Regions from separate parts of the Mus musculus genome. Here regions 1, 2, 3, 4, 5 and 7 are each linked to region 6. A link is a loop called in an ENCODE intact Hi-C map of the cell type or tissue named here. Cell type or tissue: left cerebral cortex. All regions are shown on one strand. Region 1 has its middle 33 kb from the start of Musk. Region 2 overlaps Pakap (paralemmin A kinase anchor protein). Region 3 has its middle 39 kb from the start of Svep1. Region 4 overlaps Svep1 (sushi, von Willebrand factor type A, EGF and pentraxin domain containing 1). Region 5 overlaps Pakap (paralemmin A kinase anchor protein). Region 6 overlaps Pakap (paralemmin A kinase anchor protein). Region 7 has its middle 12 kb from the start of D630039A03Rik.

Region 1 (4,000 bases), 580 kb before region 6:
TCAGGTAAACTTTATATGCCCCAGTACAGGGGAACGCCAGGGCCAAAAAATGGGAATGGTGGGTAGGGGAGTGGGGGGGGGACTTTTGGGATAGCATTGGAAATGTAATTGAAGAAAATACGTAATAAAAAAAAGAGAGACATTTTATATTTTTTCAAAAAAGTATAATGAAATAAGAAGGAGGCAATGTATTTTTAGAGAAAAACAATGCTTAGATGTGTCTATGTTTTATAAATATTGTATAGTGTATGTATTCACAAATGCTTTAAAAAAAAAAGTACATCAAATCCCAGTATACCTATTGAGAATGAGAAAGATAAATTGCTGATGTTTGTAAAGGACAAATGGGACATACTGAGTAAGAAAAGAAATGAAGCTGTAAGACTCTGTAAGGGTGGGATGTGATGGCAGCCTAGGGAGGAACTGAGAAAGTTCCCTCCCAAAACAAAACAGCATTCCAGAAGGGCTTGAGAAACAAGAGCAGACTTAATAGCCCAGCTGCAAGGACTCAGTTCAACATCACTACCTACAGTCCTCGGATGCGATCTGAATTACAGAAAAGCTGGGACTAAATAAAGCCAATGTCTGGAACGTTTCTCCTACCCAGATGAAGGACCAAAGGAACTCAGCATGTGATTCTCCTAGACCCAGGCCAGAGTGGCATACAGTGCTGACTCCAGCTTGCGGAAGATACTTAATGATGCTTCCTGTTAGGTAAACATCTTCCTATGGCACAACACTGAGCGTTTAGATGTGAAGACAATGAATACTGAACTAACCTTAGTAGTCATACAATTCATAAGATTATGAGTGAATGATACGATGTATTATTTATGTAACTTCTTAAACCTAAAGGGAACATGAGAAAACCAACACCATCATTCACTTTGTATGCCAACGATCAAGAGCTGTTTCCAAAGAAAGCACAGATGCATGCACAAACAGGCACACACACACACCATTTATCAAGGGCTTCACTGCTCTCTCTGTGTCTCTCTGTCTCTCTCTCTGTTTCTCTCTCTGTGTCTCTGTTTCTGTCTTTCTCCGTCTCTCTCTGTTTCTCTCTGTGTGTCTCTGTTTCTGTCTCTCTCCATCTCTCTCTCTGTTTCTCTCTCTCTGTTTCTCTCTCTCTGTTTCTCTGTCTCTGTCTCTGTCTCTCTGTCTCTGTCTCTGTCTCTGTCTCTGTCTCTGTCTCTGTCTCTCTCTCTCTCTCTCTCACACACACACACACACACACACACACACACACACAGTCTCTAAAAACCGGTGGATGAGCAGTTTGTGTCTTTTGGCATCTTCTATTATTTAAGAAGCCTTCTAAGATGGAAGGAGATTGAATTAGAGATATCATATCTGCGAGGAAAAGCACAAAACTCTACCCGAGGAAAACAACAATGGTACAAACCACAGCATCCATTCTCCCACAAACAAGAATTTGCTTTTCATTTTGTTTACGTTTCCATTCCCCCCCCCCCCTTTCTTTTAAAGTCTTTCAGCTCCTAGCTAATTGACCAGTGGAGGGCAGCAGAGACAAGATTTTAATAAACCACTGCTCACCTAACTGGTAGATTGAACACATAAGCTCACACTTGGATCTTGTACTTACTCATTCGACAAGTTCTCTAAGTTATGACAACATATTACCTGGTGTCTTCTGGATTCCAGGACATCGAGGCACATATCCAAGGGTAAGAGAGTAAGAGAGACAGAGAAGTAAATAGCCATTTCTGTTGGGAGTCTCTAAGAAGGTAGAGATGGAAGTGTTCACTGGTCAAAGGGACTCCCCGACCAGCCTTTGTGTCCTGGAGATTTTCTTAAAAAGACATTCAGGGCTAAAAAGACAGGGTAAGGAGGAGATGGGTATAAACCACTGAGAAAAGAACAAACGTTGGGCAGAACAGAAAGGATGGAAAACCCAGAATGTCAGCTTAGCAGGACCGGGCCACAGAAAGGAACACCAGGAACCATGGGAAGATACTTGGACTTTACCACGAAACACCATTTTAACATTACAAAGCCAGCCGTGGCCACTGTGTAAAAAAGATGGGTCAGAATGGAAAATATTGTAGGAGACAGGCCGATCACACCTACAAAATGATGGTGAAATGAAAAAGTCTTGATTCAGTCCAGAAGCTGGTTCAGAATTTAGTTTTGGCAGGTTTCAAATACATTTCAAAAAGTGGGTTTGGGTGTGTTCTTCACTAGCTAACATTCCCATCTGGACTTCCCTGGGAGACTACTGGACTGTTGCTATTCATTCGCCCACAATGTCGTCAGCACGACTGTCTGGATATCACTTATGGATACTTGCAAATTAAACACAATGACGTTGAGTTTTACATGATTAATATGCACTCAAAAAGCAAGCCACTTCATCTTTCACTGTGCTGAGAAAAACTGGAAATATCTGGTGTTTTTCTAAGACGACTTTCCATTTCAAAGGGAAAACATTGACTTTATTAAAAATGTTTTAATTTTTTTAAAAAATGTACCTTATTTTTATGTGTGTGTCTTGCCCGGACTATGCGCATGCAGTGTCCTCAGAGGCCAGAAGAGGGCATCAATTCCCCTGGAACTGGAGTTATAGTTGTTTGTAAACCACCTGATCAGTGCTGAGAATTGAACCTGAAGGCTCCAGAAGAAAAGCCAGTGGTTGTTTTGTTTGTTTGTTTGTTTGTGTTTTGGCTTAAGTAGATCTTCTTATTTATTTATTTATTTATTTATTGTTTTTATTTTTGGAGACAAAAGAGTTTATTCCATCTTATATCTTACAGTAGATTATGAATGATATTTAGGGCAGGAAATCAAACATGAACTTGAAGGCAAGCACTGAAGAGGTCATGAAGGAATAGAATTACTGTCTTGTGCAGACTGATTTCCTATTCCAGCTGTTCAGAGATGGCACTTACAATAGTAAATCATCAGTCAAGAAAATACTCAATGCAATGATCTTTTGCCGACTAGACAATCTGATGGAGACATTTTCTCAACTGAAGTTTCCTTTTTCAGTTTGACTCCTGTTAAACTATATTTGATTAAAAAAAAGAAAGAAAGAACAAGAGAGAGAGAGAACAAAAGAAAGAAAGAAAGAAAGAAAGAGAGAAAGAAAGAAAGAAAGAAAGAAAGAAAGAAAGAAAGAAAGAAAGAAAGAAAGAGAAAGAAAGAAAGAAAGAGAGAGAGAGTGAGAGGAAGGAAGGAAGGAAGGAAGGAAGGAAGGAAGGAAGGAAGGGAAGGAGGGAGGGAGGGAGGGAGGGAGGAAGGAAGGAAGGAAGGAAGGAAGGAAGGAAGGAAGAAGAGAAGAAGGAAAGAAAGAAAGAAAGAAAGAAAGAAAGAAAGAAAGAAAGAAAGAAAGAAAGAAAGAAAGAAAGAAAGAAAGAAAGATTGATTTTCTCAAAGAACCAGCTTCTGGTTTTGTTGATTCTTTGTGTAGTTCTTTTTGTTTCTACTTGGTTGATTTCAGCCCTGAGTTTGACTATTTCCTGCTGTCTACTCCTCTTGGGTGAATTTGTTTTGTTTGTTTGTTTGTTTGTTTGTTTGTTTGTTTTTATTTTTTTCTAGAGCTTTCAGGTGTACTGTTAAGCTACTAGTGTATGCTCTCCCCAGTTTTTTTTTTGGAGGCACTCAGAGCTATGAGTTTTTCTCTTAGAAGTGCTTTCATTGTGTCCCATTAGTTTGAGTATGCTGGGCCTTCATTTTCACTAAATTCTAAAGAATTCTTTAATTTCTTTCCTTGACCACGTTATCGAGTAGGGCATTGTTCAGCTTCCATGTATATGTGGGATTTCTGTTGTTTTTGTTGTTATTGAAGACCAGCCTTAGTCCATGATGATCTGATAGGTTGCATGGGATTATTTAAATCTTCTTTTATCTGTTGAGGCCTGTTTTGTAACTGCTTATATGGTCAGTTTTGGAGAAGGTACCATGAGGTGCTGAGAAGAAGGTATATCCTTTCATTTTAGGATGAAATGTTCTATAGATATCTGTTAAAAATCATTTGGTC
Region 2 (4,000 bases), 210 kb before region 6:
GTGTGGGGCCTCTAGGCATACTCAGCATCCTTCGAACATATGCCAGGCAGATAGACACTGGTTCCAAATATACAGGGACACGTGTTCATTCACAGATCACAACAGTAGGCTGTCAAGAGGAGTTGGCACCTTGGAGATTCATGTTTCTTAAGACAGTATCTCACGATGTGAAGGATGGCCTTGAACTCACATAGCCCAGACTGACTTCAAAACTCACTTCTGCTTCTTCCTCCCAGGCGCTAGGGTTACAAGCTCAGCCACGATGCCTGCTTTATGCCTTGCTGGTGACTGAATCCAAGCAAGCGCTCTACCAACAGAGCCCTTAGCTCCTAGAGACCCACTTCTCACAGGTGGTAAATCCCCAGCCTTCACTTCTAGATCATCAAGGCATGCGTGGGTGGATTTTAGTGCTACAGAGACTCAATTGCATCTCTGAGATGGAGCAATAGTGAACAGTTTTCTTATACATCTTTAATCCTAGCACTTGGGAGTCAGCGACAGAGGTAGACAGATTTCTGTGAGTTCCAGGACAGCCAGATCTACACAGAGAGAGCAGAGTTGAAGAGGAGGTGGGAAGTTTGAAATAGTCTTCTGTAGCCTATGCTGGCCTTGAACTCAGTATGTAGCTAAAGATAATCTTGAGCTTATACTCTCCTTGAATGCTGGAAATATAGGCATATGCCACTATATCTAACTTTAGGTTGTACTGGGGACCAAACTCTGGGCCTCATGTATGCCAGGCAAGCCTCTACCAACTGGGCCACAACCCCAGACTCACAATGGTCTTTTAAATGAAACTTTGAGAAACAGTACATGAGAGTGGTAAGCATGCATGCTCTAGATCTCGAGTCTAGAGCCAGTATGCTGGAGTTTGAACCCACTACTTACCAGCCATCAGTCAAATAGCTCTGGGCCAGTTCCTTACTCTTAATATTACATAGTTGCTATAAAGACTAAGTTAACACTGGTAAAGGTTAATATCCAGAACAGAAAGCATCCAATGACTGTAGCTGCTATTTGACCGGAATCTGAAGAAATAATACAACCGTGGGGTGAGACTGTGTAATCCCTTGGGCATTCTACATACGATCTGTGCAAGTCTGGAAAGCCAGAAACGTTGTTTCACACACTGTCAGGTTGGTGACTGTTGCTGGCCACCCTCTCAAATGTCCAGACCATCTCCCATCAACCCTTCTTCCAACAGTAAATGTCTAGGAAGCAGAGTAAACTGTCTACACTTAGCTTCTGGTTTTCACACTGATGTCTTTGCCAAATAAGACTTTATTTTAAGGTCTGTGAAAGCCGTTTTCTTACTATACTGTTTATCATCTCTGGATACTGAAGTGACTGTCATCTGTAAACTGTAAAAAATCACAGGAAGACACAGATCATTCCAATCGTCTATAAATCCTTTTCACTCATTTCAGTGAGGAACCTGTCACAGTGGGGTTTCTATCTGTCCTGACTCCTGGATCCCAGCAGAATAAGGGACAAGGTAAGAGTCAGTATGTACTTAATAAGCCAATATGTTTATTATAGAATGCATACAACCACTTTAGAAAACACTGGGATCAACACTCCCCCACCACCAGAGAATCCCAGGAAAGAGGTCCCCTCCCAACACTTGGAAGTCAGAGGCAGGAGCATCATCATGAGTTCAAAGCAGCCTGTGCTACACAATAAATTCCATACCAGCCTGGATTACAGAGTGATTCTGTAGTCAAACGCAAGTGAAAAAACACAAACATACACAAACAAACTCTGGGATTCAGACTGCAGGACTCAATGCTCTGGAATGATCCTAAGGTTGTTCTTACGGCAAGTCCTTCACGACCCTCATGACATTTAATTCTTACATGCATGATGGCTAGACAGAGTGGATAATTATGGCTCGGATCATGAAAGCCCAATGCTGATTCCAGCCAGCATCACATCTGAGAACAATAGTCAGAGTTAGTTCGGAATTTTGGCCAATTCCAATATGATGGAATGAGAAAGTTCCCATAGAGAAGCAAGTAGGCCATTAGAAAAAGACAATGCCTGCCTAACAGAAGAAAACCTATGGAAAACCTAGAACAGAAAGTAATGCCAGCGACGGCCAGTAGAGGTCGCAGAAAGCAAGGCTGTCTTAGCTGGGCTGGAGGAGGAGCCTCCAAAGAGGTGATTGGTGGCAGAAGAGACTTTGGATATTCAACCCCAAGGAAGGAAGGTCGCAGGCCTCAGAGACAAAGGAGAAACTGGTTCTGTTCTACAAACTTGCTAACTTGGTCAGCTCTCTATCCTGGGCCTTAAGACCACCAAGCATCCTCCCTACAGTATGGTACAAGTCATGTCTTAGAACTCCATGCCCCATCTTAGGAATCACACAAGTCACTGGAAAGCTGAAGAATGGGAACTGTTCCACACCTGACTCCTTCCTCAGGGTCCTGAGTTCAGAGTCAAAGACTTCTCATAGGATTATGGGAAACGTGTGGTATTTCCCCAACACAGCAGTTCATGGGGTCATTATAAGAATGAAATGTGGCTGGGCGTGGTGGCGCACACCTTTAATCCCAGCACTTGGGAGGCAGAGGCAGGTGGATCTCTGAGTTCGGGGCCAGCCTGGTCTACAAAGTGAGTTCCAGGACAGCCAAGGCTACACAGAGAAACCCTGTCTCAAAAAAACAAAAACAAAAACAAAAAGAATGAAATGCATATGTCTGAATAGTGAGTCACATCAATCTATGTCCTCACGAGGGCCCTACAAGTTCTATGACCTAGGGGACGTGTATTAGAAGAATCTGCAAACTGTGGAGTATCCTGGGTGTTGTGTGCATCTCATGGCTCCCGTATCCTTAGCTTTCATCCCAGGTTGGCCCATCAAACTTTGCTCTTCTTGAATTTGTCTCTTCACTGGGTGAATGATCAAGTACCTGAAAATGGCCTCCCTATTCAGTGATTAGCATCCTGCTATCCAGACGCGCCCTGGACTGGAGAGAGGGCCATCTCACAGAACGCCTGCATCCCTGGGAAGCAAGAGCAGACCATGCCAGGCAGAGCTCAGGGTGGGCTTCTGTTGGTTTAGGCTGAAGACTGGGGTTGACACATATAAAGTATGGAACAGGTACCGTGTAACATTATGCAACTGTCACAAAGAAACCAACAGGACAAAAATCAGCCTGCATTTCCCAGTAGACAAAAGGAAACATCTTCAACTTATTTCATAAACATAGTCCTGTCTAAAATAATGGAGTAAATTTGAGCCTCACATTTTGGGGGTAATTGAGGGCAGGCAGCCCCACACGGCTAGGGTGATCTCTATTACCCTGGCTATATGAAATAATCTTCAGTGCTACAAACAAATCAATAGCATTACATAAACAAACTTGTCAAACAATAGGTTTTTTAGAAAGGTGTGTGAGGGCCAGCAAGGTGGCTCAGAGCATAAAAGTATTTGCTGCCAAACCCAATGGCCTCAGTTCAATGTCTGGGACCTATATAGTGTAAGGGGATAACTGACTCCTGCAAATTGCTCTCTGACCTCTACATGTGCATCAAGGCATGTGCACACTCACACCCACCTATACACCCACACACAATAAATATGTGTATGTGTGGTAGTTTGAACAAGAATTGCTCACATAAGCTCACATATTTGGATCCTTACTCACCAAGGAGTGGTACTATTTGAAGGAATTAGAAAGATTAAGAGGTATGTCCTTGTTGGAGGAAGTGTATCACTGGGGGTGGGCTTTGAGGTTTCAAAGGCCCATGCCAAGCCCAGAATGTCTCTCTCAGTCTCTCAGTTTCTCTGACTCTCTCTCTCTCTCTCTCTCTCTCTCACTGTCTCTCTGTCTATGTCTCTCTGTCTTTGTCTCTCTCTGTCTCTCTGTCTCTCTCTGTCTCTCTCTGTCTCTCTCTGTCTCTCTCTCTCTGCCTGTGAATCAGGATGTAGCTCTTAGCTACTGCTCTAGCATCTATCTGCAGGCAGGCATGCTTCCTGCCATTATGATAATGGATT
Region 3 (4,000 bases), 570 kb before region 6:
TTTATGTGCTGAGAAGAGAAAGCAAAAGTCTGTGAGGCCAGATAGAGGCGGAAGAAGCTACATTAGAAACATAATTCCCTTCTTATTGGCATGTGTCACAAACATTTGCCAAGTAAGTCTAGATACTAGAGATAGTCATCGCTAAAGCTATGCTTTTTGCTTTAAAGTCTTTTGGTTCAGAGTGACAATCTCTTTTCTTTCATTTCTATTTAGTCTTTGATCTTTTCACACTTTGGTCACTTGTACCCAACTCTCTCCTGGTAGGTACCTCCAACATGGCCCCTTTGCCCCTTTGTATCCTCCTCATTTTTGGACAATGGCCCAGTGCTACCTGTTGGATCCTGGTGGAGGTTGACCTGAGCTTGTGTGGGTAACCATAGCTGTCATGTGTTCATGGACACTGTGGCCATGTCATCATTGTCCAGGGAGACTTTCAGATCATGTCTCTCCACCCTCTGGCTTTTACATCTCTTCCACCCCCTTTCTATGATTTCCCTTGAGCCTTGGGGGCAGGAGTTGACACAGATGCCCCATGTAGGTCTGATAATAAAGTGGCATAAGCTGTTTTGTAGTAGTATGATTGGTGTCCCAGCAGCCTTGGCCTCTGACACTGGGGATTGTGGGTTTATATTTAGTATAAAATCAAAATTGAATGAAAAGTATGCAAACAGAGGACATAAAATAAAGTTGCAATTATAACCCAGAAGGCCATGGAGTGATGAGAAAGAAAATAAAGAAAATGGTCAGGTTAGAACTATGCCATCCGGGTGACAGTTCCAGCCACAATAGCAGATGGGACCCGGGCTGGTTAGTTTTGTCACAAACTGAAGTCACCTGGGAAGAGAGAACCTCAGTAAGGAATTGCCTCTATCAGATTGGCCTGTGGGTACATCTGTGGGGCATTCTATCGAATTATTGATATGGGAGGGCCTAGCCCACTGTGGGCAGTACCACCCCTAGGCAGATGGTCCTGGGTTGTATAAGAAAACAAGCTGAACAAGATATGGAGCGCAAGCCAGTAAGCAGCTATTCCATAGTCTCTGCTGCAGTGCCTGCCTTCAGGCTTCTGCCCCATCTTCCCTCAATAATGGACTTTGAGACAATGCTCAAAACCAAATAAACCTTCTTCTCTGAGTTGTTTCTGTCAGGGTTTTATCACAGCAACAAAAAGCAAACTAACACAGGTCAACACAAGGGCAGCCTCAGGCTAGCCCTCCCTGTTCTAGCTTGTCCAGAGAGTCTATTCAAATAGCAGTGGTACTGGGTTAGATGACTCAGTTGATAAGATGCTTGCCTCATGAGCATGAGAACTTCAGTTTGGACAACTAGAACTCACACGAAAATAGTGAACAGGACGGCACACACCTGTAATTCCAGCAATGACGAAATAGGAGTCAGAGACAGGAAATTCTTGTAAACTTTTAGGCCAACTAGAGCCTGGCTGACTCTGTGAAATACAGATGAGTGAAACTCTGGGTCAAAGGGTACCCCAGAACTGATGCCTGAGACTGTCGATGAACTATATGCATAGTATTAGATGCACACACACACACACACACACACACACACACACACACACACACACATACACACAAGCTGGAATAGACTAGCAACCCAAAACAGCAGATATTGAAGACTAACAGCTGTTGCTAAACTCTGAAAGGAATTTTTCAGTAATTGTTGGAGGAGTGAAAGTGAATTTATAACAAGTCTGGTTTGTTTCTCTGCCCTCATTGCTTTATGAAATAAACTGTTCCTGCCACAGTGGAGTCTGTGGGACAACTGAAAGACACCCTGTCTCAGTGTCTTCACTGGTGAACCCTACTCACTGTGACTTGCCTAAACGAATGGGACTTCTCAGCTAAATTGACCATCCAAGTGCTTTGTACAAAAAAATAAGAAGCAGACAGTAACTTCTACAGAGTGATAAATATTTCTGAGTTAAAACAGAAAGGAAAGAGAATTCTGGGGAGCAGACACTAGCCAGGAATGTTGAGAACTTGTTACAAGTTCTGGGGAGGAAGTTTCATCCATGTCTAAGTACTCACAAGGTCTACTGTGAGACCCTTGCTCTGCAGGATATCACCTAGAACACTAAGCAAACTTGCATATTCACAAATGATAGGCCATGTGTGAAGAAATAAATACTGCTTATAGACTAGAAGTCACAAAATTAGTAAGCCATAAGGTTCAATCCTAAAAAGTATAGAAAGTGGTAAGCTGAGGTAAAGCTAGACCTCTTGTGAAAAGGCCCCAGAGTAACTATTCAGGAGTGTAGTAGCATTAGTGTCCCCGCCCCCTCCCCCCCATGCTCCCAGCATTCACAATTTTTACAATAACAGTAAGTTTCTGGATTAGTTTCTATAATGGTGGCTTGCCAGTTACACTCTGGTTACATTTGAATTTCTGGCCCTCGGAGAGGACATGGGATCTGGAGTGACTGTGGAGGGTTCCTCGTACCTTGCCAAAATACTGGTGCCCTCCTTGGGTCTTGCAAGGTCCAGTGAGCCCTTGGAGGAATCTTGAGCCATGTGGCCAATGGCGAACAGAAGCTTTCTCTTGTCCGTGGGATACAGCAGCCTGATTGCCCCTACAGTAGATGACCTTTCACTTGAGGCCTGCAATCCTCTATTCCTGTCCCCATGACCACATTTTTGTAAGCCAAGAATCATCATCTTCAAGGTCACCAGGAAGGAGATAGAGATGGATGATTGGCAAGACTCAAAAGAACCTCTTCAGCTCAATTAGTTGAAGGTTTATGGTGACTTGTTTGACCAGAAACCTGTAAAACCTAACCTTAGGTAGTTAGTTATCCTGGCTCATGAACTTCTTGTGTCAAAACTTCAAGTCTGGTTTTTTTGGATTTTGTTTGTTTGTTTGTTGTCTTGTTTGTTTTCAATGTCTAATGTGTCCAAACTCAGTGTGTAGCACAGGATGATCTTGAACTTCGGATCCTCCTGACTCCATACCCCATTTGCTGGGATTATAGCTGCGTACAAGGTGCCCTTATTCTGTGGTTCTTGGGATCAAGCCAAGAGACTCATGATGTTAGGAAAGCACCCACCCAACTCAGATCCCTGGACCTTTATTGAGGTTGTCATCAGCTTCCATGATGTCAAATATGGCTCAGCCAAGATCTGGAGAGAAAGCAATAGTTCTGACCATTTAATCTAATATCTTTGAAGTTCAAATTCAAATAAAAGGAAAAAAAACCACAAAAGTCGTGCCCCACCATTTCATTGGTATATGCTTATTATAAATGCTAGTGAGACGTCTGAAGACATTTGATGTAAGTATTCAATTTACACTAGACATATGTTCCATCTCTTGCCCTCCCTTCCCCCCCCCCACCCCCTCTTATTTGTCTTCTCTGTTCCTCTAGATCATTGGTGGTACATAATTGTGTCTGTGACATGTTGAACTTCAGGTCCTTTAAGAATTGGTATTCCTGGGTTATCTGATCTGTTATTAAATTTTGAGGATGCTCCAAACTGGTTTTCATGGTATCTGGGTACCCACTAGTGACATAAATAATGACACAGAGTCTTTTCAATATTTTAAAGCTTAGGCCTTATCTGGGTAGTCTCCTGACTACTTACTTTAATCCAGACTAATCCTGGCCTACCCTCCCTCTCAATTCTTCTCCCAGAGTCCCTTTCTCTCCCCAGAAGTTCCACCTTCAACTTCCTGCCCTGCTGTTAGCTGTCAGATCTTTATTAAATCCAATTGGATACAATTCTAGGTTACCTTAGTCAGGTGAGGAAGGAACAAATATTTACAAGGTATGAGATCAGTGATGAGCCATAGAAATAACAGTGCCAGATCCTGCCAGCATTTAGTTCTCTGCCGACACAGAATTAACCATTGAATATACAGAGACACACCTTCACACAACTGTCCCAACAGCTGGGAAAGTCCCATCCTTATTTCAAGGCTCCTGCATTTGAGTTTTCCTTCCAACTGAATCTGCTTGGTAATGGGTCATCAGAAAACATGGCAG
Region 4 (4,000 bases), 410 kb before region 6:
GGAGAAGCAGCGTGTCCTCTCTGTGACTGGAATGTCCTGTAGTAGTGGTTCTCAACTGTCCTCATGCTGCAACCCTTTAATACAGTTCCTGAGATTGTGGTGACTCCAACCATAAAATTATTTATGTTGCTACTTCATAACTGCAATTTTGTTACTGTTATGAATCATAACATAAATCTCTGTTTTCTAGTTGTCTTAGGTGACCCCTGTGAAAGGGTTGTTGGACACCCACCCCCCACCCCCCCGAATAGGAGTCGAGACCCACAGGTTGAGAACCACTGTCCCAGGTCAAGTTAGTTCCCTAGAGGCTGATATTTGTGAGAGAACAAAGACTACAATGAATAACTTAGCAAAGGGCAGGGGGCGTCGATGAAGCCAACAGTGAAGCTGTTAACTGGTGCTGGAGTGAGGGCACGCAGGAGCTGGGCTGTCAGAGAGGATGTGTTTCATGTCACCAGCCCAGACTCTGTCACCAGGACCACGTGGTGACATGTTCTTGAGGAGACCTCGAGCCTCAAACACTGACATAAGAACTTTCTGATGAGTTAAAACAACAGCAACAATAACTTCAGCATTGTAATACGATTATCATATGAAGTGATGGGCCCCTGCTGTCCACCCATAATACAGGAGGGAATTGTCTGCGGCGGTTGAACAAGTGAATAGTCATTTCAGCCACAAATGGCAAATCACTACCCACTTGTAATTTTTTTTTTATGAAAGACAAAAATCAACTATTAAAAGACAGTCTTCTTTTTCTACAGTTCAAACTCTTGATGATAGAACAGAAAGCCCTTTGAGGAAACCGTCCTCTCCTCCGGGCGCTGTGGGAACAGCCTCACAGGAAACAGAGTTTCTGTCCTGTTCCCTTGCCTTCTGACCACATTTTTAACAGTGCCTTTGAACTATACAGAAGTAAAAAATAGCACAATGCCCTGTTTAAGATCACCTGTGCTCCCGTTGCAGAGATAGAAGCTTAAGTTAAGTCTTTGCTATGATTAAGTAGTTTTATGAAAGGAATACGATATGAGAGATTCTCCTGGAAGCCAGCCTCAATGCCTGTCTGCAATTCTCATGTTAACAAATGCCCGTTTTGTGGTTACTACATACATGTTTTCATAGGCAAATATACTTTTAATTTACCTGTTAGTGTATATTTGTACACATTGCCTCATTTAAGAAGTGTCATTTAAATCACTTCTCTCTTTTAAAATAGTTATTTTATTTTTAATTATGTGATGTGGGGTGTGTGTGTGTGTGTGTGTGTGTGTGTGTGTGTGTGTGTGAATAATCTCTCTCAGATACGTGCTAGTCAGCTGGACTACTTTTTCGCTGGTATAAAATATGCCTGTATAAGAAGGACTCATCTCTGGGCTGGGGAGATGACTCTGCAAGTAGGGTTCCTCATGAGGACTAAGTTCAGATCTCCAGCACCCAGGTAGAAAGCCCAGCAGTGTGGCACTTATCTTAACCCCAGTGCTGAAGGAGACAGAGACAGGAAGATCTTGGTGGCTCCTTGGGCAGCCAGTCTAACCAAAAGAACAAGTTCCAGGTGTAGTAGAGAATTGTCTCAAAAAACAAACTGCAAAGCAATTGAGAAAGACCCCTGATGGTGATCTCTTCACTGGATACACATGCATATGCACGTATGTGCACATGAGTGCACACACACACACACACACACACACACACAGGCACCACAGAGGTGGTGACATGTCCTGGAACCTCAAACACTGACATGAGAACTTTCTGAAATCCTGAATTAAAACAACAGCAATAACTTTAGTGTAATGTGATTATCATAAGAAGTGATGGGCCCCTGCTGGCTATCCACAGTACAGGAGGGAATTGTCTATGGTGGTTGAACATGTGAATAGTCATTTCAGCACAAATCCCAAATCTCTAAATTACTCATTTCTCTACAGTACTACACTAATGTGCTCCCACTTTATTTTCTTATAAAAGCAGAGTTACACCGAGTATTCCTGTCTGTTTCCTGGAACATATAAAATAGGATATCCCTGGCCTAGACATTGCAAGCTGTAGCTTGGGTCGTAGAATATTCGTATTTTTAGCTTTGCAAGATAGTAATAAGTTACCAAAATGAAAAGTGACCTTGCTGGCCCAGATAAGAGGTGTAACTTACATGTGACTGCCAGCAGGTGGCGACAACACCTTCAGTCAAGAAGAGGTGAAGCGTCCAATCATAAACAGTTACCTGGAATTCCAAATCTAATTGTTTAAAACGCACAAATGAAGCGAGCGTGGGAAGATTGTAAGAGCCAGCAAGCAGATTAGGGAGCTGGTTGTGATAGTAAGTCTCCTAGAGATGACAGGAAACTGCACCCATAATACTTCAACAATGTGGCCGAACAAAAACAATACCATTACTCGCGCTAAAGCAGAAAGCTAGAATTCTCACAGGGTCCACCCCCAGACAAAGAACTGCAAGCAGCTAAAGAATTCTGAATGAGGGAGAATTAGTCTTACCAAGGGGTGAGCCCCCTCATTGGTCATCCAACACCAAGTGATCCTCCCTGAAATCTTACATGCAATCAACACATAATGGGCTCAGCAGGTTGTGTTTGCATATTTGTGCATAAACATGTAACAGGGGGCCACCAATCTGAGAGAAAACAAGGCAGGGAGACGTTGGAATGACCAGAAGGAGGAAAGAGAGGGGGAGTAAACGATGTAACTGTTTTAATTTTTTTTTTTAATGATACTTTTAAAACTGACACATGAACTTCTAGAACTTATACTCATTAATGGGATATCACCTAATATGTCCATACATGTGTACACAGTGCCATTTTTCCACTAGGTTAAATGTGCCTACCTACTCATATATTTGCAGTTTCTTCCAAAATTATTTCCTGTAGCTTATTGACATGTGCACAGCTGTTACCTGCAGTCTCAACTTCTACTCCTGTGTCCCTTTAACCTAGTGCCCTCTAATCAGCCTTCCCTCTGCTCTTTCTGGTGTCTGATCCCTAGCATCCCACTCTAAGCTCCAACCATAGCTGCTTATTAAAACCAGCAGGCTAACAGTTTTCTTCCAGTATCTCATTTATCAGAGCTCTACTCTTGCAAGTGCCTTGTCTGTGCTGAACCTTTCACGGTGGAAACATGCCTGTTGTCCTGGCTAGTTCTACGTCAACCTGACACACGTTTGAATCAGCAGAGAGGAGGGAGCCTCAATTGAGAAAATACCTTCACAAGATCAGGCTATAGACAGCCTATAAGGTGTTTTCTTATTTGGTGATTGATTAAGGAGGTCCCAGTTCATTGTGGGTGGTGCCACCCCTGGGCTGGTGGTCCTGGGTTCTATAAGAAAGCAGACTGGACAAGCCCTGAGGAGCAAGCCAGTAAGCAGCACTCCTCCATCACCTCTGCATCAGCTCCTGGTCACAGGTCCCTGCCCTGCTTAAGTTCCTTTCCTGACTTCCTCTGGATGATGAACAGTGATACAGAAATGTAATCCCAATAAACCCTTTCCTCCACAACTTGGTTTTGGTCGTGGTGTTTCATCACAGTGATAGTAACCCTAAGACACCTAAGTATGTATTGCCATTTCAGAGTCTCTCCTTACAGAAAAAAAAGGCTTCCTGTGTCCACAACAAACCCTCATGATCTGGCTCTCTGGACTCTTTTCTACCAGCTACCCCAGGGCCCTCCCCTTTGCATTAATTTATTGGTTTGAAAGGTTTTGCATACAACTCGAGTAGTATGGATTCTAACGTGAAGCCTGTATCAGGTACAGATCTGTAGTTAGCAGCTGCCTCATTTTTCTACCCAGCATCTCTGCAAACACAGCGATGGACGAGATTTTACAAGTTTGCCATGTTAACAAACCTCCTTCCAGGATGTGGATTCCTGCCAGACACTCTGTTACTAATTCAGTCTGAGGCTGTGTTCCTTTTCCTCTCTGGTTCCTTCCTTTGTCTCGTCCAAAGGCAACCCGGGCACTCACTGGCAAGCTTGCTTTGCTGGCTTCAAT
Region 5 (4,000 bases), 190 kb before region 6:
GAGTTTGTCATTCATAACCTTTTTTATGCTTGAATATGCTTCCTACACAGTTCTACTTGTTCTAGGGCTTTTATTAAGAATGCTTGTTGAGGGGCTGGAAAGATGGCTCAATGGTTAAGAGCACTTACTGCTCTTGTTCTTCCAGAGGTCTTGAGTTCAATTCCCAGCAACCACATGGTAGCTCACAACCATCTGCAATGGGATCTGATGCTCTTCTTCTGGTGTGTCTGAAGAGAGCAACAGTGTACTCACATACATAAAATATATCTTTTTTAAAAATGCATTTTAAATCTTTTCAAAGACTTTTCCGTTTCGTTTCTTTTCTTTTTCCTTCCATTGAGATGATCATATGATTCTTGTATTTTTGTCCATGTATTTGGCTTATTACATTTATTTTTTTATATATGTTAAAACAATAGAAATTAAAATCAATGAAAAAAAAAGTAAGTTGGGTGTAGTGGTAAACTATTATATTATATTATATTATATTATATTATATTATAGTGAAGCAGGAAGACCTCGAGTTCAAGGCCAGCCTGAACTAATTAGACTAATCAAGTGAGAATTTAACCAAAAGGAAAAAAAAGAGAGAGAAAGAAAGAGAGAGAGCTGGGTATGCAGAGCAGTTGCTTGCTTAAGCAAGTACAATCCCTGAGCTCCATCCATCCTCAGACAGCCTAGACTCGAGTACCTCCACCACAGGATGAAGGCCAATAGGAAAGTCACGGGGGTGGGGGTGGGGGTGGGGTCAAATGAGCAACAGAGTATGCTCCTCCCCCCGCCCCCCACAAGGATTGCCAAGCCCTGATCCCTAAAACCTCTGAATATGTTGCCTTTGTTAGGTCTCAAAGAAACCCAGGCTACTTCTACCCTAAACCTCTTCCTTCCCCATATAACTCAGCCATTTTGGACATGCCCACTTGGCTCTTGACTGGTTCTGCTCCGGGATCTCTCTTGGTCTGCTTGCCCTCTCTTCTATTCCTCTCACTAACCCCCCCCCCCCCCACACACACACACACACACACCCCACAAGCCCAGTTTGGTCTGATGACCACATTCAGTCTGGACTCTTGTCTCTGGCTGTTCTCTCCCTCAGATCTACAGTAAAACCCCTCTCCTCAACCATACCTCGGAGCAGTCATGTCCTCATTTTTCTTTCATCCATTCATGGTGCTCCTCCTGCCTCAGCCTCCCCAGGTGCATCTGCCTCAGCACAAAATAATTTTAAAATATAAAATAAACCAGATCGTTTTTTATTTTTTATTTTTTTTAGATTCTTATGTAGCCCAGGCTGGCCTTGAACTACTGACTCTCTAATAATCGCAAAACAGAGCTCCTCCTTCCTAGGTTTTTAGCTCCTTCCAGTAAGGCCCACAAGGTAGACCCAGCATCAGCACCTCATCACCCCAGCTCCAACTTACACTGAAGCAACCACATCTGTCAGTTCCTCGGACTTAGTCCACTCTCAAGGGTGTTTCTCATTCCTGACTAGGTATTATGATCTAAAGGGTCCCAGCATCTCATTCTCCCACCTGGGACCTTCAAAGGAAGAGGCAAAGGAGGAAGGCGGGCTCGTGGGGGGCGGGGAGGGGGGTAAAGGAGGAAGGTGGGCTCCGGTGGGGGGGGCGGGGTCACAGCAGGAACTGCACAAGCCCAAGTCCTTGAGGGTGGGGCTGAGCAGGTTGCTCTCATTCAGGCCAAAGAAAGGAAGTGGGAAACTGCAGCTCTGGGCTCTGCTCTCTGGGGACGAGAGTAGATGCTGGCCGTCTCACCCCCAAGCTGTGTGAAGAAAAGAGGCTATTGACAGAAGAGCGGGCCAAGGCACGTCATCTGGTGGGTGTTTTTGTTCAGTTCGGTTTGGTTTTTTTTTTTTTAATTCAAGTGGGTGATAGCTTTTTTTTTTCTCTCTCTCTCCTGAGAAATGTTAGAAACAAAGAATCTTTGAGTTATGACTCCACAGACACAGAGCATAATAATCACCCAGATTCAAACTTTTGGTTTACATGCCCGTAGAAAACTGTCTAAACCTCCGGAGCCTGCATCCGAGGGTTACTAGGAGCCAAGGATGACCCCGCAGAAGGAAGACTCGAGTTGTCAGGAATGACAGGGCTCTGTCCGAGTACACACAGCCTTCTCTGCACTCTGTGAGTGGGAGGAATTGAAGATTCTTTTCTCTGCCCCCTGTAATCACAGCCTGCCCAAGGGGAATCCCACAGTGTAACCAAGCATGGACTGGAAATAGTTTTAACTATTTCTGGCACACAGATAGAAAATGCAGATTCAGACTCCTTCCTTGTCTTTGCTCTCTTCGTGGGAGACAGCCTCGGCTAGCTCAAAGGGAAAGTCTACCGCCCTTCTCACCATCCTGCAGTTGTGTCAGCATTCTTAGCTTCTTGAGTGTGTGATGATGACTGGGAATATGGAAAAGGGGCAGGACCTTGAGGACCAGGCGAGTGAGTGAAGATTAAAGGGAGCAGACGACCCCTTTATCTCTACATGGACTAATTGTATTTAACATAATTATTTCCAAGGTGAGTGTGATGGAATGAACACCTTTGTAATTCTGGCACTTGAGAGGTGAAAACAGGAGAACCAGGAGTTCGAAGCCAGCCTGGGCTATATGAGACTCTCAAAAGGACCAACGATATTGTTATTACTGTTTTATTCCCATTTTTACTGCTGAGGAAACAGGTTTATAGAGGTGAAATGAACTATTTATACAGCGAGCAAGGAGCTGACCTTGGAATGTGGTTCCGGAGAAGTTACTGGCTCTCTTAAGCACCTGTCTTCCTTGACTGACTCTTTTATATATGAATTTATGGTTGGATAATGGGAAATAAGAATGAGGTTGGTACTGTCAAAGAGACTTGCTGTGAGATGCATACAAGTCCATATTTATCTTCAAGGCTACAAGAAGCCAAAGAGCATTATATAAACTACAGAGGGATTCTCTGAGGCTCTCATAGTCTGACTAGCTCATTCCCTGCTCCCTCCCCTGGTCTCCCTCCCTCATCCAGTCCCCTTCCAAGCCCTCAGTAGAGGCTTATTCACAAAGATCAAATGCCAATCTCCTTGGGAAGTACACAGCCTAGTGCTTAAGAGTCAAAGTCACATCCTGTCCAGGCTCCAGCAGTCACGAGTTGGGACATCCTACTCCCAAGCTGGCTTTGATTAGCTCACATTTCTCAACAGGGATCCTGCAAGAATTAGGCCTTTTGATTCACTTCCTCTTTGTTAAGATTAAAACTGTAGACTTTCCTTGTACGTGGCTGAGTCTGATTCCTGGGAAAGTTATTCCCAGAGCATGGAATAGCTATGCATGTTAGTAATGAGGACCTCACATGGTGCCTCCCACAGGTGTGAGCACAACCAGGAGGCAACATAAAAGCCAGCACAATTTGAATATGGTAGACCTGGCTTCCAAGGGAGGGAATTGAACTGAAGCGAGATGGTTTGCTTTTTCTAAAATGATGTTATCTGAAAGTCATGACCACACACAGGCTTGTCACGGAGGATCACCTGGAGTCTAATCCTCAGGAGAGAGAATGGCAGGTTTGCGCATGATGGTTTCCCTTGCAAAACCTTTTGAGAGTGATGTCCAAAAAGAACAATGCATTCATGCAGGCTTTTCTTATTTTCCTATTGAAATGGTGGGTACTTTACAAAGAAAGGCATTTGCTGGCTTCAGATCAATGAAATACAGGACAGCTCAAAGGAACAGAGATAGAAGGCAAGTGATGCTCCATGATGATCAAGTGTCACTGACTGTGATCTCATGACACCAAAGATACTTCACTCAGTCAACAGAGTGATTACTAATCCCTGCTCATATTCAGATTAGCCTAGTTCATTTGTAGATTTCAGGGAATGAATGCAACTCTGAAACGAATGGCTAAGCTTCCTCCTGGAAAATGAAAAGGCAGAGAAAACCAACAAGACAACCAGCCTGAAGAGCTAACTTACCCCCTGTCGTAGTCAGGGTTTCTAATCCTGCATGACC
Region 6 (4,000 bases):
TTGTGACATAGCACTTAGCAGAGCTATAAAATCCCAGTTATGGAATGTTGGACGCTATGTCTCAGTTAGGGTTTCTGCTGCTGTGATAAAACTCCAGGACAAAAAAAAAAAAAAAAAACAGCTCGGGGAAGAAAGGGTTTACTTTAGTTTACACTTCCAGTTGCTAGTACACTGTTGAGGGAAGTCAGGGCAGGAGCTCAAGCAGGGTAAGGCTGGATTCAGGAACTCAAGCAGAAGCCATGGAAGACCACTGTTTACTGGCTTGCTTCTTTCTCATGCATGGCTCACTCAGCCTGCCTTCTTATAGCACCCAGGACCACCAGCCATGATTCCACATTGATCTGGCCCCTCCTACATTATTCATCAAGCAAGAAATGCATATGGGAGAGAACCCACAGGCCAGCCTGATCAGGGCATTTCTTAATTGAGGGTCCTTCTTCCAAAATGTCAGCTTGTGTCAAGTTGACATGAAACGAGGCAGGACATGCTTTAGCTACCCAAACAAGGACAGGACAGAATTTCACAATCTTGATGCCTAGAGTAAGATCTTACGGGAGGAGAAAAATCACCGAGGCACAGATGTGTTTAGGAGTCCTGGCAGCCAATGAAGAGTGAAGGCGCAAGTGGGAATGAGAATCTCAGAAGGGGTGAACTACATCCAGCTTTCAGAACAGGAACAGGAAGTGACGGGGTGGGGGTGGGGTTAAGGGAAGGAGGTTGATCCTGAAAGGCAAGTCGTGGCGGTGGGAGCTGCAGAGAGCTCAGCAGTTAAGAGTGAGGATTCAAGTTCAGATCCAAGCACCCAAGTTAGAAGGCTCACAAACACTTGGAACTCCAGCTTCAAAGAATCCCACACCCTTTCTTGGCCTCTGTTGGCTCCTGCGCACACATGTCCACAAGCACTCACACAGACACATATATACATACATGTAAACTTTAAAAAAAAATTAAAAGAAGTGATTGGATCGACTATGTTCTAGAAAGACTGTGCGGAACCAAATGTGGTATGAGCCATAGTGGAAAACAAATAGTTTTATTTGCTGTCGTTATAATGGCATTGGTGACTTCCTAACCAAATGCTGTGCGCTACAGTGGCCCACAGGCTGGGGGGGTGGGGGGGGGGCAGAAGAGATTAAGCATCATTCAACTGTGAGACTGTGCCTAAAAATGAATGGGGTTGCCCAGTGTCTAGAATTTGTGTGTGTTCAGCAAGACCTTGGCTTTCTCCCTTCTCAGCCCACCTCCCTGTCAGACTAGTTCCTACAGCAGCTGGGCTGCCCGAGACCCACAGGGCTCCTCTTCCTGAGAAAGGGGAGGAAATTCGACAGCAGGTAGTCCTTCCTCCACTGGAGATCTAAGGTTAAGTGTGAGTCAAGGAACATCAAGCCTGTAACTTAAAAATCTCCCAAGGACTGAAATTGTCTCTACTCCACAAGTTCTCACTACAGGGACAATAAGCACCCGCTAAGATGCTTCTCAACGCCCTCATCCGGCCAGAGCAGGAAACACCTGGAGGAACAGTCTGCAAACACAGGCTTGTCTTCCAGTGATCCCAGGCACCCGACAATGAACCCTGGGAGGGCTATAGACACATCTCAGCCCAGCACTGCTGGCCTCTTTGGAGCCTCTCTGACATTTCTTTGTCAGTCTACCCCCTCACAGATACAACAGAAACATTCTATCTTTAAAATGCCAGTGAGAAGGTCCTATGGCGCTTTTTGCTGCGGCTTAGGGTTTTGAGGTAGAAGCAGCTTCGCCCTGGCTCAGGCTCATGTGTGCCCCCTAGTGGCTGGATCATGTAAAGGCTCAGGGATGGACTGGGTTTCAGTGAGGATGGCTGGTCTGCATCCTAGGCGGTCTCTTAAGTCAGCTGAGCTGACCACTATCTTACCATATTTATTATGGTGTTTTGAAACAGCTATTATGACGAAAATGCTATTCTGAGAAAGGTTTGGATTTCTGGAACTTTCAGTCCACATGTAAGATTAAGATTTCCCTTACATCAGGAACTCCCCAATGGAAACTTCCAGATGCAAAATGATTCATGTGTAGGGATCAAAGCCAGAGAATGGCACTCCTTAAGCCAAATTAGAGTTTTTGTAACACGTGAGTTCAGAGCCAAAGAAAAACAATGCCGTTTAAGATTTCTCCTGTACTGTGCAAGACATGTAGCTCAGTGGCAGAAACACTTCCCCTTTGTTTGCGAGAGCCCCACTTCCATTCCAGAACTGGAAAAATCAAAACAAAATGATTTAGCGACAGATTTAAGCTTTTAAGCAAAACCTTCTGACAGAGAGACAACCTGATAGACCATTTGAAATTCAAGAACTGGAAAGCGAGACATAGACTGAAAAGTCTTTTATTTATTTATTTTTAAAAATTTCAGACTGAAAAAACTTTTCCAGGAATGCTTGAATTTCAGTTTTGGTTTTGCAGAGTCTCGTGTAGGCTGGTGTGGCCTTGCATTCACAATGTTCTGAGGGGGCCTTGACCTTCCGATGCTCTTGTGTCCACAGACCTAGTGCTGGTATTGTAGGCATCACCACTACTCCTGACTTCTAGGTTTCAGATTTTGGGATACTTGAGCATGGGTAATGGGAGTCCTTGGAGATGGGATGGAAATCTTAGTTACATTCTACATAGGCTTCATTCACATAGCCTGACGCTAATTTTATACACTCAATATTTTAAATCATTTTGCCTATGAAACAAAGGCTCTTGGTGTGGAATTCTCCAACTGTGGTATTATAACACATGAAGCAGTTTCCAGCTTTGGAGCATTTCAGAGTTGGGATCTGGAGGATTAAGAATGCTAAAGCTATAGGGCATAGTGTGCTGAAACTGAACACACTGGTCACGCTTGAGACAGACAGACAGACAGACACACACAGACACACAGACACACACACACACACACACACACACGGGACGGGACGGGGGGAATCTGTGCAGCCTGCTTGTTTTAGGCAGAGGTGTATTAGCTGGGTTCTATTAAATAAGCGGGGTTAGGAGTTCCACTAAGTTAACGTTAAAATTTTTTTGAGGTTTATTTACTTGTAAAATTATATGTGTATAGGTGTTTTGCCTGCATGTATGTCTGTGTGCCACATTCAAGCAGTACTCTCAGAGGCCAACTGAGGATATAGGATTCCCTGGAACTGAAGTTGTACACTGTAAGTCATCATGTGAATTCTAGAAATCTAAGCCATGTTTTTTGGAAGAGCAGCCAGTGCTTATAGCTGCTAAGTCATCGCTCCAGCCCCTAATCTGACATTTAAAAATAGCTCTCTGTCCTTTCCAGACTGAAACACTGGCCAAATACCCACACCTCAGTTTCTCCATCTGTGATATGGTAGCAGTTATAGCTATGAAACTAACAATTATGAGAATAAATGAATTTGTGCTTAAAACACCAAGAATACTGTCTGCTATCGTAAAAGCCCTGTTTAAAGGTTTGTTCTTCTTGTCAATTCTAGTGCTTTAGAAATATTGACAGGTGATTTGCTAAAGGCAGCCTGCACAGCTTTACAGGACAACCCAAAACATACTGGCTAGTAAATGCACATTTACCTTCTTAATCCTGTTATTAATTATTATTAATTACAAGCTTAGTTGTAAGCTTGTGGCCTAGAAGATTCGGGAACATGTGAGGATTCTGATATTAAGCTAGAAAACATAAGTGTCTGTCAATTGAACTCTTACAGGAACACTAAAGCTTGATATTAGCTTTGAGAATGGTGAATGGCAACTGTATACCCATGTTAACATCTACATTTAAAATAGTCAAGCTGGGCTGGGGATGGATCTCAGTGGTAGAATGCTTGCCTAGCATGTAAGAGGTCCTGGGTTCAACTTTCAGAAATTCAAAGATAAAAATAAAATAAATTTTAAAACTAAAAAAAAAAAAAAATTTTTTTTTCAGATTCAATTTCTCCATTCAGGAAAGACTTGGGAGGCCATCTAGTGGTGGACAAAGCCACCCTACAAACTGAGGTGTTTG
Region 7 (4,000 bases), 230 kb before region 6:
TCCTCCTCCGACTCCTCCTCCTCCTCCTCCTCCTCTTCTGCCTCCTCCTCCTCCTGTGTTTTGGGTGTCCCCTCCATGGTTTATGAGCTCCTTCATATCTGATTCATCTTATTGTCCAAGCCCACAGCTTGGTACATGGAACCAGCACTCAGTAAAAGACTGTGCGTGCTCTGCACCCGTGGACCTGTCAGAAGAGTGAGGAAATGTGGGCCACAAAGCTTTAGCCCCTCCCACTTGGCCAATTCTCTCCCAGCCCTTAATTCAAAGACTCTTCCCGACTTATTATTCCTTATGTATTTCCTGCTAGGGCAGCAGTAAAATTTCGCTGGACATAAGGACAATAGATGGTGATGTATTTCGGAGCTGAAAAGACCGCGTGATCCAAACACAGTAATGAGGGTTCGAACGGACTGGAAGGCCGTGCATCAGGGTTTGCTGTGGTAACAAGCAACCGTAGATCTCAACACAGAGGCTAATTTTCACTCTGCTGTGCACCGGACTCTCCTCCATGGACAGTGTTGTCCCCAGCTATATGCTAGCATTGAATGACTATGGGCTCCCCCCCAGTCAGTGTAGCAGAAGGCAGTGGATTCTTAGTCCTGTGCTGGTTCATAAATCACTTTTGCTCACATTTCATTGTCCAAGTCAGTCACACAGTTTCCCTCCGTGTGTGTAAGTATAGTCATCCCCTTATGGTTGGGGGGTGGGGTGTGTGTGAAGAAATGGAAACGTGGCCAGATCAGCCAATCAGGAAAACAAACCAGTGACTACAAAAAGTGGGCGAAGATTCATCCTACCTGGCCACACTGGCAGGAGGAACAATGGCTCCTCACGGCCACCTTCAGGGTAGGAATATGAGGTTTACATCTAGAGACAAGAGGCATGCATAGCTAAGTGGTCACACTTTAAGTCCAAGTGTGGTCTGCCCTTCACCATCTGGGTTCCAGCATGCCACCAAAGCCTGCACAAGTTTAGCTTTGCTATAGGCTGCATCCCCGAGTTGGAAGGGAGCTGAGAATTGAGTTCCTAGGAAGAGGGAGGGGGCGGGCTGATCTTTGTGTCAATCCCCTTCTTTCTTACATGGCTGCTTCAGCTAAGAACATTAGACCAGAACCACATCACTCACACACTTACCTTCCTGAGTCTAGCAAACCTGCTCCGGGAGAAGGACTCAGATCACTGCCTGGGCTATCGCGCACGTGCACTCACACACGCACATGCACACCCCACCACCTTTACCCTGAGTGGGTTTTGTTTTTTGCTTTTTGTTTTTGGCAGGGGTGTGTGTGTGTGTTGTTATTGTTATTTGTTTGTTTCCTGTTGCTGTTTTATTAAAGAAAGGAAGAAAGAAAGAGAGAAAGAAAGAAAGAAAGAAAGAAAGAAAGAAAGAAAGAAAGAAAGAAAGAAGAAGGAAAAGGGAGCCAAGGATGTTTGGTAGAGATATGTATAGTATAGAATAGGGTTTATTTAGGGCATGGGAAAGGAAGTTGGGAAGGGAGTACAGACAGACGAGGGGAGGGGGGGGCGGTAGGAGCAGAGGAGGAGAGGCCGACCAGGAGTGCGTGGAGAGAGATGAGGGAGGGTAACGGTGAAAGAATGAACAGAGAGGGAGGGTAAGAGAGCAAGAGAGTGAGGAGGGAGCAAGCAGTCCCTTTTATAGTGAGTCAGACATACCTGGATGTTGCTAGGTAACTGTGGGCGGAGCCTAAAAGAAAACGCTGACATCTGTGCTGGTCAGAACTATGTTCTCCACAATTAGCCAAAGGCTTTCCCGAGGTAGAAAACCACCGACTCTCACAGTTATGTGTATGAGATGGACAACCTTCACTCAGGGGATCCTTGCCTGCCAATTCCACGACTTCCTTATGCCACAGGCAGTACCCTTCCTGGGGCTCAGAGCAGGGAGTTGGGGTTCTAATCTCTCTGCTGCTGGAACCTCGGTGACCCTTACTGAACCGAGTTTCTCAACTGTAATTGGAGGTGATAAAACTTCTGGAACAGTGGTAGAAATGAGTTTCCCCTAAACTAAGAATAAATATCTAAACCAACCTGTGCAGCGGAGCCAACCTATCCTTCTCCACTAGGGGGCAGGCTCCCCACACTGTCTCAGTCAGAGTGCCCAACTTCGAACTCTGATAGCACGGTTGTGTATTCTCTTTTGGTTTGGTTTGGTTTTGAGACAGGGTCTCCTTACCTAGCACTGATTGTCCTGGAGCTCACTATATAGACCAGGCTGGTCTAAAACACACAAAAATTTCCCCATCTCTGCCTGTCGAGTGCTGAAATTAAAGACATGAGCCACTCCATCTGGCACCCAACTCTTAAGACTTGAATGTAAAACTCCTTTCAAACTGGCTGATTTGGCACATGTCTGTACTTCAGATGAAACCCCAAGTAAGCGCTAGCGTTTTGCATGCCCTGGGCCCACCTGGAAGGCTTGTTAACAGATCGCAGGCCTCTGCCATCAATCAGCACAGCCATGCTGAAATTTAGGCGGCAGGGGGGTGGGGTGGGGAGAGGACACCACACCGAGAGCTACTATTCTTGGTAATGTAGCCAAAATTGGCAATTTTTAGAATGTAGGGTTGTTTGTTTTTGTTTTGTTTTGTTTTGTTTTGTTTTGTTTTGAGACTTTTATTTGCGGTGGTGAATATAGGGACTATTTTTGAGGAAAAGAGGGAAACTCCCTTTCAGTGGTGTACCTCACCCTACCCAGCATTAGGGTGAGAGATGGAGAGAGCCGTGGGCAGAGATAAACGCCCATGACATTACTCTGGCTGTGCCTCTGCTCAGTGAGAGCTTCCATCCACAAAGATGATTCATCTACCAGGTACCATTCATCCTTTCATCTCTCCTTTATCTGTATCCTGGTGACTCCCTCACCTGGCTACATTTAAATCCTCCCCCTGAATTCCCTAAACTGAGGTTCATAATCAAGGCCAATAGCTTACCAGGACCCTCGGTCCCAGCTGAGAAACAAGAGGAAGAAAATACTGGTTGTGGGAAAAAGCTGTGGCTTCTGCTACCCAACCTATACATTAGAGGACATTTCTAATCTCTTTTCTTGTTGTTGAAAACAAACAAACAAAAAAACTCACAGAGTGAGTTCCAGGACAGCCGGGGCTACACAGAGAAACCCTGTCTCGAAAACAAAAAACAAAAAACAAAAAAAACAAAAAACAAAAAACCTCACTATGTAGCCCAGGCGAGCCTTGAACTACTGATTGCCCTGCCTCTGCGTCTGGAGCTCTGATATTATAGTCATGCTCTCTCTGCCAGGCTTGAGTTGATTCTTGTTATATGCTGCCTGCCTGGATTGGCTTCACTTGAGCACGGCGGTATTTTGTGTTGGTCTTATTTTTTGGGACAAGGTCTCATGAAACCCAGGCTGACCTTGAACTTGCAATGAAGCTAAGGATAACGCGGAACTTCTGATCTTTGTGTCTCTACCTCCTGGGTGCTGGGATTACAGGTATGTACACATCTGATTTATTCTGTGCTGGAGGTGAAACCCAAGGTTGGTGACATCTTGTCAGGGCCTCCATGGACCTTCGGGTCTCACTTTCATTGACCTGGGTTTCCAAGGGTGAGGAGGCTCCTTTTTGGGGAACAACCTCTATCATATTTCGTCATGTCGGCTCTGTAGGCAGAACAGAACAGGAAGTGGTCCACAGGAGACTCTTGACAAAAGCCAAAGAGGCTTAAGCTCCTCCCACCAACCCGTAGGTCTTGATGGGAGCCCCTGCTTTGCTTTAGGGACCCATTTCAGTGGGCTTTCTTTTTGTGGTGCAGTAAGAGAACTAGAAAAATCCCTGAATTTCCTCATTGAGGCCACCTTGTCTGTCGTAAAAGCCTTCTAGAAGCACACTGAGAATGCGGTGTGTTGGAAGACGTTTTCACTGCCACTACCAGTGTTTGTTATCGCCGCCGTGTTTTGAAACGGGCTCTTGCTATGTAGCACACACTGACCTCAGACTTCTTCATCCTCCTGCCTCAGCGC

What was found. Hi-C counts contacts between places; a loop is a spot of excess contacts. Peaks named below come from ENCODE experiments on the same cell type or tissue, not always from the same donor. Only the 100,000 strongest peaks of a DNase experiment are listed, where the experiment ranks them.
Region 1: it touches region 6 in a loop (4-fold over the local background); 4 of 42 quality-filtered maps call a loop at or near these places.
Region 2: it touches region 6 in a loop (6-fold over the local background); 34 of 42 quality-filtered maps call a loop at or near these places.
Region 3: a loop joins it to region 6, with 3.0 times the contacts of the local background. A loop is called at or near these places in 5 of 42 quality-filtered maps.
Region 4: it touches region 6 in a loop (5-fold over the local background); 16 of 42 quality-filtered maps call a loop at or near these places.
Region 5: it touches region 6 in a loop (4-fold over the local background); 6 of 42 quality-filtered maps call a loop at or near these places.
Region 7: it touches region 6 in a loop (9-fold over the local background); 23 of 42 quality-filtered maps call a loop at or near these places.

The regions. Positions count from the first base shown.
Region 1 is chr4:58,251,126-58,255,125 of GRCm38, reverse strand. No RefSeq gene overlaps it. Among named protein-coding and RNA genes, the nearest start is that of Musk, 33 kb to the left of the region's middle. In left cerebral cortex, CTCF peaks have their summits at 1,532 (motif pointing right) and 2,555 (motif pointing right); DNase peaks (open chromatin) are centred at 573 and 1,536.
Region 2 is chr4:57,878,314-57,882,313 of GRCm38, reverse strand. The region is part of intron 8 of Pakap (paralemmin A kinase anchor protein); the gene reads right to left. Among named protein-coding and RNA genes, the nearest start is that of Gm26138, 2.8 kb to the right of the region's middle. In left cerebral cortex, a CTCF peak has its summit at 2,095 (motif pointing right); a DNase peak (open chromatin) is centred at 2,097.
Region 3 is chr4:58,243,385-58,247,384 of GRCm38, reverse strand. No RefSeq gene overlaps it. Among named protein-coding and RNA genes, the nearest start is that of Svep1, 39 kb to the right of the region's middle. In left cerebral cortex, no CTCF peak of the experiment used is centred here; no DNase peak of the experiment used is centred here.
Region 4 is chr4:58,078,063-58,082,062 of GRCm38, reverse strand. All of the region lies in intron 36 of Svep1 (sushi, von Willebrand factor type A, EGF and pentraxin domain containing 1), which reads left to right. Among named protein-coding and RNA genes, the nearest start is that of Gm35402, 45 kb to the right of the region's middle. In left cerebral cortex, a CTCF peak has its summit at 2,161 (motif pointing right); DNase peaks (open chromatin) are centred at 2,208 and 3,901.
Region 5 is chr4:57,865,392-57,869,391 of GRCm38, reverse strand. All of the region lies in intron 8 of Pakap (paralemmin A kinase anchor protein), which reads right to left. Among named protein-coding and RNA genes, the nearest start is that of Gm26138, 10 kb to the left of the region's middle. In left cerebral cortex, no CTCF peak of the experiment used is centred here; DNase peaks (open chromatin) are centred at 1,829 and 2,209; H3K27ac peaks cover 782 bases.
Region 6 is chr4:57,671,240-57,675,239 of GRCm38, reverse strand. The region is part of intron 4 of Pakap (paralemmin A kinase anchor protein); the gene reads right to left. Among named protein-coding and RNA genes, the nearest start is that of Gm52699, 51 kb to the right of the region's middle. In left cerebral cortex, CTCF peaks have their summits at 1,578, 1,781 (motif pointing left) and 3,961 (motif pointing left); DNase peaks (open chromatin) are centred at 539, 1,771 and 3,231; H3K27ac peaks cover 427 bases.
Region 7 is chr4:57,902,481-57,906,480 of GRCm38, reverse strand. No RefSeq gene overlaps it. Among named protein-coding and RNA genes, the nearest start is that of D630039A03Rik, 12 kb to the left of the region's middle. In left cerebral cortex, a CTCF peak has its summit at 2,072 (motif pointing right); DNase peaks (open chromatin) are centred at 1,730 and 2,090.